Linked DNA regions of Mus musculus: region 1 is linked to region 2. Evidence: chromatin loops called from intact Hi-C (ENCODE). Cell type or tissue: left cerebral cortex. All regions are shown on one strand. Links, peaks and the distances in the headings refer to the core of each region. The heading gives the core; the rest is flanking DNA.

Evidence for each region. A loop is a pair of places that touch in the nucleus more often than their neighbours do. Peaks named below come from ENCODE experiments on the same cell type or tissue, not always from the same donor. Only the 100,000 strongest peaks of a DNase experiment are listed, where the experiment ranks them.
Region 1: it touches region 2 in a loop (4-fold over the local background); 5 of 42 quality-filtered maps call a loop at or near these places.

What each region holds. Positions count from the first base shown.
Region 1 is chr17:71,595,988-71,601,361 of GRCm38, reverse strand. It overlaps Trmt61b (tRNA methyltransferase 61B), which reads left to right and starts at 2,601. Exons shown (of 6, transcript NR_027952.1): 1 at 2,601-3,426. It overlaps n-TCgca52 (a tRNA gene), which reads right to left and starts at 2,091; the gene lies at 2,020-2,091. In left cerebral cortex, for the core only: no CTCF peak of the experiment used is centred there; DNase peaks (open chromatin) are centred at 2,150 and 2,578; H3K4me3 peaks cover 2,144 bases; H3K27ac peaks cover 843 bases.
Region 2 is chr17:71,524,490-71,529,853 of GRCm38, reverse strand. Ndc80 (NDC80 kinetochore complex component) reads left to right here and starts at 2,997. Exons shown (of 17, transcript NM_023294.2): 1 at 2,997-3,143; 2 at 4,112-4,221. The coding sequence starts at 4,121. It also overlaps a transcript of Spdya not described here and the pseudogene Mettl4-ps1. In left cerebral cortex, for the core only: a CTCF peak has its summit at 2,448; DNase peaks (open chromatin) are centred at 1,995 and 2,818; H3K4me3 peaks cover 1,364 bases; H3K27ac peaks cover 1,016 bases.

The DNA.
Region 1 (5,374 bases), core at 109-5,108, 72 kb before region 2:
GTCTCTCCACAAATGGCACCCAATCTGAATCTTTCTGCCTCTTTGACTTCCCGAAGCTCACTGCTCTCCACATTCTCCCCAGCACAGATATAGGTGAAAGCCACTTTTCTTCCTTGTTGGGATAATAATGGATTATAGAAATTTGAAAAATCGCCGGGCGGTGGTGGCACATGCCTTTAATCCCAGCACTTGGGAGGCAGAGGCAGGTGGATTTCTGAGTTCAAGGCCAGCCTGGTCTACAGAGTTAGTTCCAGGTCAGCCAGGGATATACAGAGAAACCCTGTCTTGAAAAACCAAAAAAAAAAAAAAAAAAAAAAAAAAGAAAGAAAGAAAGAAAGAAAGAAAGAAATAAATTTGAAAAATTGGTGTGTGTGTGTGTGTGTGTGTGTGTGTGTGTGTTGGGGGGGAAGTGGAGGCAGTGGCAGTTCATGCCCTTAGGCTCAGCCTTTAGGAGGCAGAAGCAGTCAGATCTCTAAGTTCTAGGCCAGCCTGGTCTATAGAATGAGTTCTACGACAGCCAGGACTACACAGAGAACTCTGTCTCAAAAAAAAAAAACAAAAACAAAAACAAAAACAAAAACAAAATTGCAGAAAGGAGATATTGTCTAAAAAGTGACACTTACATAGACTGTGTCCATTTTGGGATCCTCTTCTCTGATCTCTGAGCAGAGGAACTGATACGGTAACTCAGTAGTTAAGTGACTTTGTGAGCTCTGTTCTCCCTGTCTCTGAGCATTGATCTGTTTTCATATTTTAAGCGGCATCACAAGCAAATGTACTTTGCCAGCAAGGGAAAAAGTACTATGGCTTTGTTTTGCGTCTTTCCTTTATCCGTTCCTTCAGGGCTCATGCTAGGATTTCAGGGATACAATCTGGGATAAGAGAGATCTATTCTCCGAACCCCAAAGCATAATGAAGCCTAGGAGACAGACACTGTGGCCAAACAATCCCGCCACAGTGTTAGTAATGGAAAATAGAAAGTCTCCTGAAATGGAGGCTGTGCTGGGAGATCTGCCTGTTTCTGCTTCCCTGGGATCAGAGTTGTGTATGTAAATATGCGCCATCATGCCCTGACTTAAAAGAAATAGTGGAGGGAGGGAAATGAATGCAACAAAATATGTGTGGGTATCAGAGGAAAGTCTGCTTTTCCACTGGAATCCTACCATAGATATCTAGTCATCAATCTCTTTGGCACGTACCTTTATCTGCTGAGCCATCTTGCTGTCCCCCTTTTAAACATGAGTTCTGGAAATCAAACTCAGATCCCAGTTCTTGCAAAGCAAGCACTTTTTACACACCCAGCTATCACCCCACCATTCCTTAGTCTTTAGAAAGGTGTATGGTACCATCAACAAGAGCTGCTGAACGTGGTCAACCTAGTTAGAAATCCCACCATCCCATTTCTCAGCTACCTTGTCAGGGGACTTGCTGACGTCGTTTAATCTTCTTTGTATAGTAGGTCATAAATACTGATTTCTAACTGAATTGCAAATTTTCAATATATGTGCATGGTACTGTCTGATTCTCAATAAACTTATAGGCAGGCTAATGATATTTAACTTTGAGTGCAAAAGGTAACTTCAGTTTTTTTGTTTGTTTGTTTTTGGTTTTTTGAGACAGATGTGCTGTTGTACAAATTTTATTTGTTTTTTGAGACAGGGTTTCTCTGTGTAGCCCTGGCTACCTGAAGCTCACTCTGTAGACCAGGCTGGCTTCGAATTCAGAAATTCGCCTGCCTCTGCCTCCCGAGTGCTGGGATTAAAGGCATGCGCCACCACACCCGGCTAACTTCAATTTTAGGAAGTGTTTATTGCTGGGCAGTGGTGGCGCACAGGAAAAGAAGTGTTTATTTGGGTAGGCGGGGTGGTTAAAACAGTTGTGTTGATTTTTTTTTTTTTTTTTTTCCTGTTTATTTTGTAGCTTAGCCATCGGATAGTCTCTGGCTATCCTGTAACCCACTATGTAAATTAGGTTGGTTCTGCCTCCCAAGTGCTGGAATGTGCCACCAAAATTATAGGAAGGGGGCACCTGGATTTGAACCAGGGACCTCTTGATCTGCAGTCAAATGCTCTACCACTGAGCTATACCCCCGGTGGCTACTGCCACCTTACTCTACCTTTGTGAACACTCTAGACCTCGGGCTGAGGCTGACCAGAGAGTCCCTAGCCATTCGAAATAGACCTCCCAGTTATGAGCAAGGTGTGCGGGTCAGCAAGCAGTGCGTCCTATGACGCCTGACCAACGATTTTTCTGGGCTAGATGACTTTGGACTCTTGGGGATGATGGGTGACGGTCCTGTCCACCACCACTAGTGACTTAAACCTGGTTAAGACTGTCCAGGTTCCACGTCTAGTCTTCCCGGGTCTTCCTGTCCCTGGGCGGCTAGCGGAGATTGGTGAGCAGTAAGTAAACTCTGTGCTTTTGCCACTCGCGGAAAGCCAGGATTTTAGCCCGGAGGCCAACGAGCCCTAAGCTCGGGCCACCGCATGTGCTGGACGCCAAGGCGGTGACGCACTCTGTCGGCGACGCGGGGGAGCCCACAGCCTGCACTACCCCAAAACCGGGCAAAGGGCACGGCGGTGGCTACGTCACACGTGTGCGACAGCACCTGCTCCGGACGTCAGGCTCTCTAAGGACGACGTGGTTCTTCCTTGTGAGGTTGAGGCGCCCGAGAGGCGATCAGAGCTCAGAGCCGATTCATTCCTGCTTGACTTTGGGTCGGTGCCTCGTGAGCGAGCTCATTTCCCGGGGTTGCGGGTCCTTGCCTGGGGACACGCGAGTTGGAGAGCGCGTGCACCGGTCGTTCCCTTCCCGTGCTGCCCGCGTCCGGATCGTCGGGACCCGGTTGTCTCTAGTATGTGGAAAGGCTCGGGCTGGGAACTTCGAGGGAGGAGTTACCCCCTCGAGATCCGGAGGACCAGAGCGGAGAGCAGGGCCACTGAGACCCTACAGGATATGACTCCGAGGATCGCGTGCTGGACACGAGTGGCTACCGAGCCCGGAGAGCTTCGCGCTGCCTCCTCCTGGTCCCTTTCCAGAGGACTCTTTTCAGTCGGGGATGCTTATTAAAGCTCTGGCGGGAAAGAGAGAATCACAATTAAAGAAATTAGTCCTACTCTGCAACGTCGGACACTTTAATAGTAACTGGGGAGCGATTGCGTTCAGGGAGATCGAGGACAAGTATCCTGGCCAGATCCTGACATGTTTTCCCGGTAAGAGTTCTCTGCGGAGGCCACCTTTGGAGGACTCTGTATATTGATGGAAGAGGGAACGCCGGAACCTATCCCAAAAGTATTGTCATGGGAATTAGGTGTGTGTGGGTTCCAGGAAGGGCGAGGACGGACGGCGCACTACCACAGTCCGATGAATGTTCTCATCACCGACCTTTGGAGTTTTTCAGCATGTTGGATTTTTAAACATGTTCAGGTACTGATAATTTTAGAAGGAAACAGAATTTACATTTGATATTTGCCACTCCCTTATCTAAAATGAAGATTATGCCAGTTTACTAGCAGAATGGTATGGACTCGCTAAACAGAGACGTACCTGTTTGTTCCCCACAGCTCTGAAGCGTATGGGTATTGATCTTAGGATGTTGAACTGTTTGGGGGTACATTTTGTAGTACCATTGTAATAATACCATATTTTTTTGTTTTTAATATTTGGGGAGTGGGCCCTGAATGAGAACTTGCAAACAGTGTGGAGGTCAGAGGGTAACTCTCCCAGAGTCTCTTCTGCCACCTGGGATCCTGGAATAAATTCGGGTTACCAGGCTTGCCTTCGTGTCTACTGGCTGAGCCATCTCGCAGGCCCTGTGGCAGTATTTTAATAATGATACTTAATAAGGAATGTTACTGGAAATCCATTATCGCATACATATTTGTATTAGGGTTAGGGATGTAACTTAGTAGTAGAAGGCTTGCCTAGACTGCACCAAAAGCCCTGCATTCCTTTCCTCAGGGAGCGGCACATAAATGGCTATTCACCTCAGTTAGGACACCAACAGACCATTCCATCCAAGTCCAGTTTGTTTGGTTATTGGGGTTAAAGCCAGTGTGATTATTGAGTTCAGTACTGCTGTGTAGACATGCCAAGGAGTCTGGAAAAGCCCCATCCAACCATGGATGACTCCTTCCTAAAGTCACAGCCCTGGAGTCCCAAACCCAGTAAACCTACCTCTTGTAAGCTGTGCCACCCTAAGACCATGTGAAACTGCCATGGGGAGGCGGGGAAGTTGGCTGGTTTGGGTGGGTGAGCAGGAGTTGGTGGCTAAAACACACACCCCCTGCCCCACTTCAAGGAGGGAAGGTGAATAGGCCATCCATGGGATTTTTGGGGGTCTCAGTTGAATAATCACAGCTACTCTGATTTCAAGATTACAGAGGTCCTATCTGCCTAAAGGATGGAGTTCCATTACACTCTACCCCAGCCCCACAAAAGGCAGCAAAGCCATGCAGATGTTTCACCACTAGTGAAACTAGTGTCTAGGCTCTTTAGCTTTTAGACAACTAGCAGGCTATTGTGGTGAATGCCTTAAGCACATAGCAGGCAGAGGCGGGAAATGCATTGTGATTTTGGGTTAGCCTAGTCTACATAGCAAGGTTCTAAACTCCCTAATATTATAGTTCTAAATTAAAAGTTAATAGTTTCCTTTCCTCCTCTCTTCCTCCTCCTCTTCCTCTTCTTCCTCCTTCCCCTCCTCTTCCTCCTCCTCCTCCTTCTTCTTTTTCTTCTTCTTCTTTTGGATAGGGTTTCTCTGTGTAGACCTGGCTGTCCTGGAACTTGCTCTGTAGACCAGGCTGGCCTCGAATTATTAGATCCATCTGCCTCTGCCTCCTGGGATTAAAGGCATGTGACATCACACTCTGGCAAATAAAAGTTTGTTTCCTTATATATTTTATGTATAAGTGCTTGTATGTATGTCTGCACATCAGAAGAGGACATCAAATCCCAGTACAGATGGTTGTAAGCCACAGTGTGGTTGTTGTGAATCAAATTCAGGGCCTCTGAAGATCAGAGCAGCCAGTGCTCTTAATCACTGACCATATCTCCAGCCCATCTCTTCTCTCTTCTCCTCTTCTCTTCTCTTCTCTTCTCTTCTCTTCTCTTCTCTTCTCTTCTCTTCTCTTCTCTTCTCTTCTCTTTCCTCTCCTCCTCTCCTCTCCTCTCCTCTCCTCTCCTCTCCTCTCCTCTCCTCGTCTCCTCCCCTCCCCTCCCTTCCCCTCCCCTCCCCTCCTCTCCTCTCCTCCTCCCCTCCTCTCCTCTTCCTTCCTCTTCTTCTTCCTCCCCTCCTTTCTTCTTTTCCTTCCCTTCCCTTCCCTCCTTCCCTCCTTCTCTTCCCTTCTTCCCTTCCTTCCTTCCCTTCTTCCCTTCC
Region 2 (5,364 bases), core at 365-5,364:
GAGAAAGTATCCAAGGAGCTAAAGAGATCTGCAACCCTGTCGGTAGAACAACATTATGAACTAACCAGTACCCCAGAGCTCTTGACTCTAGCTGCATATGTATCAAAAGATGGCCTAGTCGGCCATCACTGGAAAGAGAGGCCCATTGGTCAGGCAAACTTTATATGCCCCAGTACAGGGGAACACCAGGGCCAAAAAATGGGAATGGGTGGGTAGGGGAGTGTGGGGGGAGGGACGGGGGGGACTTTTGGGATAGCATTGGAAATGTAATTGAGGAAAATACGTAATAAAAAAAATAATAATAAAAAAAAGAAAATGGGAAGATGTTTGAGATACTTAATGAAATTTTTTTGTTTCATGTTTAAAAAAAAAGACGCTTAACACTTCCTACTTTCCCAACAGAAACAGAGCCCTCTTGTTCATCCTCATTCAGTAGATTTTCGGTTTTGTTACTTTGTTGGTGCTCTTAGTGAACAGCTGGAATTATGTAAGGTTTGGTGACATTAAATAGCTCAGATCGGAAAACATATTTTTGGGTGATCATTTCACAACTTCCTCCATCCTCACTGCCCGACACAGTAGTGGAGTCAGGAGCAAAGCATGTAGCAGAAGCTCCAAAAGGAGACCTGGGATCCAGCTGAAGAGAATCCATGTAGACAGAAGAAGTGGGGTTGTTTTTTACTACAAAAACGCTCTTGACACTGGGGAAGTTGACAGTTTACTTTGTTAATGAAATGACAAGATGATCCAGTAACCACCCAGGAGGCAAATGATGCACCACAGACATTCTCATAAAACCAAACCAAACCAAACAAACAAAAACCTGATAATCAAGAATCACAACCAGAGGGCTGGCGAGATGGCTCAGAGGTTAAGAGCATTGACTGCTCTTCTGAAGGTCCTGAGTTCAAGTCCCAGTAACCACATGGTGGCTCACAACCATCCATAATGAGATCTGATACCCACTTCTGGTGTGTCTGAGGACAGCTACAGTGTACTTATATGTAATAAATAAATAAATCTTAAAAAAAAAAAAAAAGAATCACAACCAGGGCTGGGAGTATAGCTCAGCGTGCGGGTCCTGGGTTTGATACCAATGTTGTAATTAAGTTCTTACTGTCCTGTATATCGATGATGTACTTTGTACACACAAGTAGGTTTTATATTTAAACATACAAGGTGAGTGTGTACATACCACCTTTAAGGAAAAATGCGATACTTTAAATGTCTTTTAATTTCAGAATTGGTCATTCAAATTTTTCAGCCAACTTAGCCAAAGATGCTTCTTAGTTTGATCCTCCTTTCTTCGGGTGCCCTCTATGGTCCTTTTTTGGTCCTTGAGTCAAGGCACGAGTCCACATGGTCCAAGTATTCAAGTCACTAAATCCTTAAAAGGTGAGTGTCTTGTCAAGTCAAAGGATAGTAATTACCTACAAGAATTTACCCTTTTTTAAATGATATAAATCTATTTAGAGAGGGCCACAGGAATGAAAGGAAAGACAGCTGTTGTGCTTTCAAACTACAATTGCCACAGGAAGTCACTCCATTTCTCAGATCCCTGCCCTACCTAATCCTTATCAGTTGTAGGGCAGTAAGATTAAAAGAGTGCTCTAGCCAAACCAAGTGCAGCATGAATAGTAATCAGAAGTTCACAACTTAACTAGTTTGCTAGGTCAAAACTTCAAGATTTATAATCTGTTTGAGCCACACTCCAGTAACTAGGTTTTACAGAACATTTTTATCTTCACTTAAGATATGTTTTGCATTTCTGGATATAGCTTTATTATAATGTAGTGGAAACCTTAAGAGAAAACCGAATAAAAAATAAATTAAAGGCTCGTCTAATAGCATTTATAGTCAAATTTCTTATGCAACTGACTGCAGAATAGTGTTTGTTTCTTAAAGACAGAGAGTCACTAGGTTGCCCTGGTGTATGCCAGGTCCATCAAACTGGCCTCAAATTCAAGACTCTCTCGGGTGTGGACCCTGCCCCACATACAAACTAAAGTCATTGAATTCACTGAGCCTCAAAATTATCTCTTTAGTTTTTGGAGTTGTTTGTACGTGTGGGTTTTGTTTGGGGTGGTTTTGCTTGGGTTTGTTGGTTGTTTTGTTTTGATATAGTGTCTATGTTGCTCTAGCTGTCCCGGATCTCACTAGGTAAACCAGGATGGTCAGAGATTCCCCCACAACCTACCCCCACCCCACCCCCGCTTCCAGAGCGTGGAAATTAAAGGTGTGTACCACAACGCCCGACTAAAACGATCATTTTTATGTTCTAATGCCATTAGTTTCAAGAAGTAAATGAACTGCCGCTTACAGAGTCTGAAATATAATGCCTGCTAATATATCTGCTGACTACTATTTGGTGATGGAGATCTTCGTGATACCTGAGATTTTGGTTTCCCAGTAGAGACGTAAAGTGAGGAGTCACTGTGACCGCTAGGGAACCTCAAACTCAAAAAAGGACTGCTTAGCTCAAAACTAGCTAACGGCACAATAATGCCGAGAGCCAGGAATCTACACTTTAGCCCAGGGACAGGCCACCACCATCCGGGAACTAGTAACGCCTGCTTGTTGTTCCGAGGCTGGGCGGCGGGAATCCAGAGCACTTGAGGAAGCCTGATGTTAAATATCCCTCAGGCTCGTCCACCGCCACACTCGACAGCCTCTCCTAACGTCAGGAACCTCACGCCGCCTCATAGGCTTGGGTCCTGGCCTCCATCCTATCGGAGACAAACCCGCGCTTTCTACTTCCAGGACGCAGCCATATTGCTGTACGGAACTTGATTCCAGGAGGGCTCGGGCCGCTCCGCCCGGACAGCCCTACTCGTCCTAGATGCCAGCTTCCCGGACAGGGCGGGACTCCCTTCGGGTCACCGACGCTAACGACGACCTGGGAAGAGCCCAGAGCTCGCTTGGCCCCCGATGCGGACACTTCCGGCGACGAGGGCGGGCGCTGAGCGAGCGCGCATGCGTACTCGCCGTCGCAGTCCTGACGTCAGCGCGGGCGGAAACTTTAAAATTCAAACCGCCTTGGGTTGACGGAAGCGGACGCTCTGGTTTGGGCGGCTGTTTTCGTGTGCAGTCGTGCGGTTTACGGAAAGCTGGGCGCCGGGTCTCGTTGAGAAGCTGAGCGAAAGGTAACTGCTGAGATGGGATCAGCTCTGTGTTAAAATGGTCCGCGGCGCTGGAGCTGACTGTTGCGAGGGAGCTGGGGTGGGATCTGCCCGGCTCTGCAACGTTTGTAGCGGGAGAAGGCGATGCTAACAGGTGGGGACTGACAGGGGGAAAGCTGATTGGTGTGTTGTGTACCCGTGCTGATGCTGCAACTTAAAAGCCTGGTATGGACATGACTGGAAACCAGTGAAATCATGAGAGTAAAACTAGGTTGAACGCAAGCCACCAAAACAAGGAGGGGTGTGGCTCAGTGCTCAGCGCTCAGCCCAGCTTGCTAAAGGGTCTGACTCTCCACCCCTAGCTCAAGACAAAACAACAACAATAAAAATGCGATCTGTCTAACCCTCTGTGGAAGCTAGGGCCGAGTGCATAGTGTCTGATGCTGCAGAGATGAAGACAGACTCCAACGTAGACATTATTTTGATACTTGTTTTAAAAGCGGGAGCAGCCTGTGTTGTAAACCGGATTGTTTATCTTTGTTGAAAGGTGTTGCAGTAAATCTCCAACCCAAATAAGCCCAGGCAATGAAAACACAACTTAATTAATATGAATACATGCTGTGCGCCTACATTGGGCAGATCTATCACTACACTACCATCTTCCCCATATAAGAGACCCCTTAGAACTTCTCCAGGCCAGGTGCTTCTGCTCTACTTTCCTTCTCCTCAGTCGTCCCCTCTCCTTTTCTCCCAAAACTTTCAGCTCCATCTTCCCCTCTTTTTTCTGCCTCGTTTTTTTCTACTTGAAGTTGCGTAGGTGTTCTTTGTAAGAACTTCGGTTTACATGGACAAATAAATATAGCATACAAGGAAACGATTGTTGTACAGAAACAAACTTAGTTGCTTTCCTACTAGAGGATAAAGATAATAATTGTTGCTCGTTGAATTGCTTGAGTCTGGAACATTTTCCTAACGCTGAAATCCTGAATTAGGTTTCGAGAATGAAGCGCAGTTCAGTTTCCACCTGTGGTGCTGGCCGCCTCTCTATGCAGGAGTTAAGGACCCTGGACCTCAATAAGCCAGGCCTTTATACCCCTCAAACGTAAGTGCCTCCCCTGTGCTTCTCAGCTGCTTACTTTACTGTCTAGAGAAAAAAAAAAAGTGCCAGAAATGGTTAGTACAAAAGTGTAAGTGATGTCTTGGTGACTCCTGTCTCCTCCCAGTAGTACTGGATTAGGGGGAGGGGGGCAATGAAATATAAAAGTGGACACGATGCTAGGTTTTAGCTCGTTGTCTCTCCAATTCCCATAGTCAGATTCTTTACTGGGCGTGCTATAAAATAATTGTCAATGCTTGCTTTCCTCTTATTCCTTTGTTATTAGCCGTTTAAGTAGGCACCATGGTATTACTCATTATTTATTAAGATGTTTCCAAATACTAAAGGTAGTAATAAAATGGAAGCAGATTTATTTGTTTTGGTGATAAGCTATAACATAATTTCCTCAAGTTTGGGGGCAGGTGTCCAAGGGAACGTGCTACATAGCTCGGTGTGGTCACACACACACCCCTACAATTCCAGTATTCAAAAGGCTCTAAGAAGAAGATGGCTCAGGGCTGGAGAGATGGCTCAGCGGTTAAGAACACTGACTGCTCTTCCAAAGGTCCTGAGTTCAAATCCCAGCAACCACATGGTGGCTCACAGCCATCTGTAATGAGATCTTATGCCCTCTCCTGGGGTGTCTGAAGACAGCTACAGTGTACTTACATATACTAAATAAAGCTTTAAAGAAAAAAAAAAGAGAAGATGATGATGATGATGGCTCAATGTGAATTTAAGGCCAGTGTGGCTATATAGTAAGTTCCCCAGCTTGTATAGTTCACAGAACAACCAACCAACGAATTTCTTATGGTAAACATCAGTTTTTCTCTCTGAGATTGCTCTTCCAGTTAACAGAAGGCTCTCTCTAACCCTATATCCTATAAAGTCTACATATAAGCTAGCTACTTAAAAAGCCATTCGTAAACACTTGTATTGATATAGTATAAGGCTCCACTACTTTTTTTGTTTGTTTGGGGTGTTTGTTTGTTTGTTTGTTTTTGAGACAGGGTTTCTCTGGCTGTCCTAGAATTCACTTTGTAGAGCAGGCTGGCCTCGAACTCAGAAATTTGCCTGCCTCTGCCTCGCCAACTGCTGGGATTAAAGGTGTGTACCACTACCGGTGCCTGGTGAGGCTCTACTATTAGA